2 separate regions of the Homo sapiens genome follow, and region 2 is linked to region 1. A link is a contact called in ENCODE Hi-C or POLR2A ChIA-PET data. All regions are on one chromosome and are shown on one strand. Each heading gives the region's core, a stretch centred on a gene start or an enhancer-like site at or near the end of the contact. The rest is flanking DNA. Distances are from core to core; before and after follow the strand shown. Region 1 has its middle 190 kb from the start of PTGER4. Region 2 has its middle 93 kb from the start of LINC00604.

Region 1 (3,337 bases), core at 282-2,781:
CAGTGTGGTTTGACCACTTCTCCATTTCCCTGGAGATAAGCTCACTATCACTCTTCTACTTTTGACAGCAGTGCTGTGGTTTTATATTCACTATTTTATCAGACTTCAGGTTTTAATGTAATTATGACTTGGGGCTACTTTAGAGAAAATTATGATAAAAGCATACATAAATGAGATCAGGGTGAGTCCAGAGAATGAGGAGAGAAGAGTGAGAGGCAGGAAATCCCCTGGAACTTTGCAGAGGTGCCAGGGAAGAAGTGAGAGCCATGTGGGATGTGATGCATTGGTGATGCCATGTCAAAGCCCTGGATTAGGACTCAGAAGACCTCATATACTTTGGGTGGTTTCATTTTTATGAACCTTGGTGAGTCTTTCCATATGGTTGGACCAGGTGATTTTAACTGTTACTTGTGGCTTTTCTGACTAAAGGGCTTTGTCTGAGAAAGAAGCACTTTTGAAGTGAGCTTTGTCACGTGAAGCTGTGGCAAAGATGATGTCATACAACTTTAGTTCCGGTTACATTGATCATTCACCCCAATCAGCTGACAGGCTGCGCAATGATTTTTGAATCTGCCATATAGCTCTCACCAGAATGTGGCAATCACAGGCACTGTGGACTGGGAGACGTCCTTTCAGATGTGAATGAGAAGATGCTGGAGGGTCCCCAAAGACAGAATAGAAAAATTCTTTGCTGAATTCAACCTACACCAGCTATAGGGGTTGAAAAATACAATTTAAAAATTAGTATATTCTAAATTTGGACTCAAGGGCAGATGGTTCATAATGAGCACAAATGTCCAAGTTTTCCCATCAGATGGTCATCAGAAGGACACCATGGGCTACTCAATAGGTATTTAGTGACTGTGCAGAAAGGGCAGTCATTTTAGAGAATACAAAGAAGATAGGGCTCCAAGGTAGTTAAAGCAATGGAAATAAGGCCAGCTCCCATAAATCACTTTTCAGAAATATCTCTCCAATGGGGAATGGGGGTGGGGTCAAAACAAGATACAGTGATAGAAATGGTTGGTAGATTAAATTTTGTAACCTGAATTTTTAAAGATAATAGGCATTTAAAATATTTCATCTCATTGTCAGCACAAGTTTCCAGAATTTTTGGCCAGAAAATACAATTGCTAAAAACATAAGATTATTTGTCCATGAAATTGATCATGTACTTAATAAATAGGCCTACGAGATATCAGAATGAGCCTATAATCTTTTGCCTCTTTGTTTTCCTTTGCTTGGCATTATGGTGAACTATATTTAGGAAGGCCAAACACGTTCTTCCTCAAACTTGGTTTCTCTTTGGCCAGACCCCATGTTCCCTTGTTCCTTCCGTTTCACTGGGGTGTGCTCAATGAAAAGTATTTCAATTTTAATTTTTATTAACCTCACAAATTATTTGCTGGTAAGATTAAAAAAGAAGACACATGAGCTGTGACACAGAAGAAATAGTGTTATTGGTGCTCAGTGGCTGAGGGTCAGATTTCAGTTCCTTATACTGGCTGTGTGACTTTGTACGAGTTCCTGAGTCTGTCTGGGTTTCAAATCCTCACAGAAAATGAGAATTGGAACGGGTGAACTTTAAGCCTCCGCAAACTCCAACATTTTATGTGTCTATGCATTCCAAAGTCCAATGTTAGTGATATTTAAACCCCTGGTACAGATTAGTCACACAGATGCAGCCTCCATTAGTGTTATCAATACTCATAGCTGACACTGATTGATTGCTTCCTTGGTGCCAGCTCTTTCTGAAATCGATTTCTGAAATCTTACTTATTTCTAAAATAGCTGTGTGTGACAGGTGTTATTATTGCTACTTTATAGATGATGAAACCGAGGCTAAGTGGGGCTAAGAAATAGTTACGTAAGTTATGAGGCTGATTTTGAAATTCAGGCTGTCTGACTCCAAAGCTTATGCTTAATCCAGATACCCTGAACAGTACAAAGTTGACGAATTTATGAATCAATGAGGAATATCTCTCAGAAACACAATTTTAAGGTGCAGAATATAACCCTGCACTAAACTTATTTCAACCAGGTATTTTTGTTCACTTAGATTATTTGTTTCTGGTTGAGAGAGCAGATGATTTATTTGGTCGTTCGAGGGGTCTGTATAAAAAAAATCATTTGTATCAACTTTGATAGTTGGTAAAGCCAGAGCATCTCAGTTTGGATGTCTACTTCCCGAGGAAACTGCAATCTCTCACATCCCAATTTGAGAAATACTAGTTCACAAGAGGTTTCTAGTGCCTCTTCAGAGAGATTCACACAGTTTTGGTGAATGTTGGGAGATAAAAACTATGTAAGGAACCATCACCATCCACACACACATGTCTAATTCTGTAGGGCAGGGTAGATGAAACCTGAGTTGGCTTGAAGGTTTATGATGTCAGTTCTCTGATCTGGGATGGTGGTTACTACTTCACTTTTGAGGAGTTGGGTGAACTCAAGAAAAGCGTTTTCGTTTTGTTGTTTCATCTTTCAATTAGGTGAACTTTAAAAAGGGAAGTTATTAGTTTTCTCCTGACTTTAAAATCCCCTGCCATAATCTGTCTTTTTTTCCTGTTTTGGTAAGCATTACAGTTTGTGGTATATATATTTTTTGATCTGTAGGATTTCTTCACTATATCTGAGGGGCTGCTCTATCAAGCAAAGCTTCTATATATCCATGTATTGCCAAGTAAAATTGGACCTCAGATATTCTTTCATAACATTGCAAAGACTTTACAAAAATTAAGCACAAATTACCAATCACAGCCTCCTGGTTTATACATAATTACTGTCCAGTATTTTATCACTAGCCTGATTTTTATCATTCCCTCCCATTACTATTATTATTTTATATAGTCAGTGTTCAAATTTTGGCACATATTTTTGTTCACTTAGATTATTTCCTCACATTCTCTGCTCACCAATCTTTCTTGTGTTTCAGATTTTTCTTTTGGATCATTTTCACTTCTTCCTGGAATATACTCTTTAATCAGTGACTCTTAGGTGAAAATATTCAGCTTTGTATTGAAAATTTTCAGTTTTTCTTGAAAATATCTTTATTCCGCTGTCATTCTTGAAGGATGGCTTGGCTGGCTATGTATTACCAGGCTGAGTTATCTTCTCTCAGAAGACTGAAAATATTCTTTCACAGTCTTCTGCTTTTCATTATTGCTGTTGAGAAGTCAACTCTCAATTTAGTTCTTATTTATTTGTAGGTAATTTTTCTTTGCTTTCTAGCTACTTTAAACATCTTTCATTTCTCTTTCTTGTTCTGCAGTATCTAGATATTGGTTTCTTTTTATTTATTCTGGTTGGCATTGTAGTAGTTTTTTATTGCTGTGTA
Region 2 (3,337 bases), core at 389-2,888, 150 kb after region 1:
TTTTAAAATTCAGCTGCAAGCAGTCTGAGAAATGTCATTTTGTTTTAGTTTCCTGTTTCTGCATTATAGAAAGGCATAAGGAAAAGGGCTGTAAGGTTGTTGAGGTAGTTGCTCTGCAATGTCTGCCTTAGACATATAGGTGGTAGAAAGATGAATGGAAATGCCAGAATTCTTCATCCTATGAATAATGATATCATAAGTGTCATCAACCTCACATTTTGAATACTGCTTTTTTGATGATGTGTCTTTTTTGCATTAGTGAGTTAAACTCCTATCTTGAAATTGTTTCCAGAGCTTGTGTTTTCTCCTTTGAATAGTATTGATTATAATAATATTGTGATGATGAATGATCTGTTGTGCTTGAATAGTGGAAACAGTATTAAATACAGTCATGTATTGCATTACAGCATTTTGGTCAACAATGAACTGCTTACACTAAAGTGGTTGAATAAGATTATAACAGAGCTGAATAATTGCTATCACCTAGTGACACTGTAGCCATCCAAATGTAGTAGGGCAAGGCACTACTCACATGTTTATAGTGATGCTGGTGTAAACAAACCTACTGTGCTGCCAGGAATATATAAGTGTAGCACATACAGTTATGCATAGTACATAATACTTGGTAATGATAATAAACAACTATGTTACTGGTTTATGTTTTATTATATTATACTTTTTATTGTAATTTTAGAGTGCATTTCTTCTACTTATTAAAATCAAAAAAGCTAACTGTAAAACAGCCTCAGGCAGCTCCTTCGGGAGGTATTCCAGAAGAAGGCATTGTTATCATAGGAGATGACAGCTCCATGCATGTTACTACCTGTGAAGACCTTCCAGTTGGACAAGATTTGGAAGTGGAAGACAGTGATATTAATGATCCTGATCCCCTGTAAGCCCAGACTAATGTGTGTGTTTGTGTCTTAGTTTTTAGCAAAAAAGTTTAAAAAGTAAAAAAAAATGCCTAATAATAGAAAAACCTTATAGAATAAGTATATAAAGGAAAAAAGTGTTCGTGTTTTAAGCTAAGTGTAGTTATGAGAGAGTTAAAAAGTTAAAAAATTACGAAGTCTATGAAGAAAAAATTACAGTAAGCTAAGGTTAATTTACTACTGAAGAAAACTAAAAAGAATAAATTTAGCATAGCCTAAGTGTGCACAGTTTAAACATTACTGACACTACTGTAGTGTACAGTATTGTCCTAAGCCTTCATTCATTACTCACTCACAAATTCACCCAAGCCAATACTAGTTCTGTAACCTCCATTCATGGTAAGTGCTCTATTCAGGTATATCATTTTTAATATTTTATAACCTATATTTACTGTACTTTTTCTGTATTGAGCTATGTGTAGATACACACAAATACCATTTTGTTACAACTACCTACAAAATTCAGTTCAATCGCATGCTGTACAGATTTGCAGCCTATGAGCAATACCCTAGGAGCATAGTAGGCTACACAATCTAGGTTTATGTAGGTACACTCTGCGATGTTCACATGACAAAATAGCCTAACAACACATTTCTCAGAATATGTCCCTGTGCTTAAATGACTCATGACTGTAATAGTGAATCCAGTAGGTTGTTAAGCTGAGTAAAACCATTTATATTAAAAACATTCACTCTCAGCTAGAGCATTGTCATAGTGAAGAAAATAGTCCTGTGTGGCAGTTCCTGCCAAGTGCCTCACCCCAGACTTCCTGCAATGCCTCAATCATTAACTCAGTTATTTTTTGAACATTTAACATGCACAATGACTATGCACAATGTTATAACATTTAGAATTTATATTTATGTATTGCTTTATCACTCTTTTACAATGTGCCTTTCCGTTTATTTTATCTCATGTAATATTCACAACCAGTTTATTTTTCAAAAGAAACTGAGACCTAAAGACTTTACTAAGAATACTCACCAAAATGAATATGCTCCATTGGTTATTTGATTTTGTCAAATGTATTCACTATGATCAATGCCATTCATATTCTAAAATTTAATAAATTTTGTCTTTACTTGTTATTTTTTGATATACATGGTATTTGAATTATGTGGAAATGAGAACATTCTGATAAAGATCTTGTTACTTTCCTATGAATCAGAGGGGAAATGCTGTATTTTATAAGTAACGGCTATTATCCTCCAATGTTGAACAGCTTCCTCTAAAATATTTCTATAAAAATGGTACCTTACATTTCATCTTGCTCAAAATGCATTGGATAATATATTTCTCCCATTCAACAATGAGTCTACTTTATAAGTCACACACAAAACAGTTCATTATTTAGTGTTACACTCATAAATTTAGTCATGACAAAGTTGCCAGTGCTATATAATTTTATTTGGCTTAGATTATAAAGATTTTATATGTCATTGAATCCATCTATATTCTTTTGTCTTTTTGCGTTTCTTTTACTCACATAATCTATCAAAAGGGACAAAATATGATTGAGTGTTTATGTAATTCATAATTTTATATTTTGAAAAATTCTAACTTTTTCTAACCAAATATTTAAAAATGAAATTTATCTGCATACCAATCATCATATCTCTGAAACATTCTAATGGATTTTTCACAAAATAATTTTTTAAACCTAAAAGTTGATATAGTTCTGATTAAACAGTTTGTTAGCTTTCTTTTCTTGGTGTAAATCACCAAAATAAAGAGTCAAGGACATATGTTTCTCTCTCTCTTCCCATCCATCCATCCATCCATCCATCCCTCCCTCCCTCCCTCCCTCTCATTTAATCCATCACCCAGTTTTTACTTTTGTGGTGATTTGTGGCATTCTAGATGTTATTGAGGAACCAATGGTTATAAAATAGAAGATAGAGTTAAAGCAAGATAAATATGGCCTGAGAAAGACTCCATACTTCTATATTTGAGTCCTTGTGGATGAACTGTAACCTATCTTAATAGTCAGACACAATTGAAAACCTAACTTAATAGTAGGCACCTGTAACAATGGCTGAGTGTTGGCCAATCCCAGTGGCTATACCACTCATAGACTGCTGAATGTTCAAACTGCATTCAAATAAGGCAAACACCAAGCTGTAACCAATCTCACTGTTTCTGTACCTAATTTCCGATTCCTGTTTGTCACTTTAACTTTTTTGTCTATAAATTTGTTCTGACCACAAGGACCACGAGGCACCCCTGGAGTCTCTGTGAATCTGCTGTGATTCTGGGGGCTGCCCGATTTGCAAATCTTTCATTGCTTAATTAAACTCCTTTAAATTAATTTGGCTGAAGTTTTTCTTTTCTCAGATGGTGTCAGGAGTAGGATCCGAAGTGGAGCTTCCAGTGACCCCCAGAAGTGCTGAGTGAACACTCAAGA

What was found. A loop is a pair of places that touch in the nucleus more often than their neighbours do. ChIA-PET counts read pairs that join two places held with the same protein, here RNA polymerase II (POLR2A). Pooled maps may share reads with other maps.
Region 2: a loop to region 1 is called in a pooled map, with 7 times the contacts of the local background. The contact joins two enhancer-like sites. A Hi-C loop is called at or near these places in 11 of 50 pooled maps. POLR2A ChIA-PET finds 5 or more read pairs at or near these places in 2 of 52 experiments (activated CD4-positive, alpha-beta T cell and activated CD4-positive, alpha-beta memory T cell).

Annotation. Positions count from the first base shown.
Region 1 is chr5:40,483,750-40,487,086 of GRCh38, reverse strand. No RefSeq gene overlaps it. Among named protein-coding and RNA genes, the nearest start is that of PTGER4, 190 kb to the left of the region's middle. RefSeq lists an enhancer at 282-341. Within about 2 kb of position 1,531, at least 5 of the 41 ENCODE cell types and tissues checked have a DNase peak (open chromatin) inside an H3K27ac peak, as active enhancers do.
Region 2 is chr5:40,331,917-40,335,253 of GRCh38, reverse strand. No RefSeq gene overlaps it. Among named protein-coding and RNA genes, the nearest start is that of LINC00604, 93 kb to the right of the region's middle. Within about 2 kb of position 1,638, at least 3 of the 41 ENCODE cell types and tissues checked have a DNase peak (open chromatin) inside an H3K27ac peak, as active enhancers do.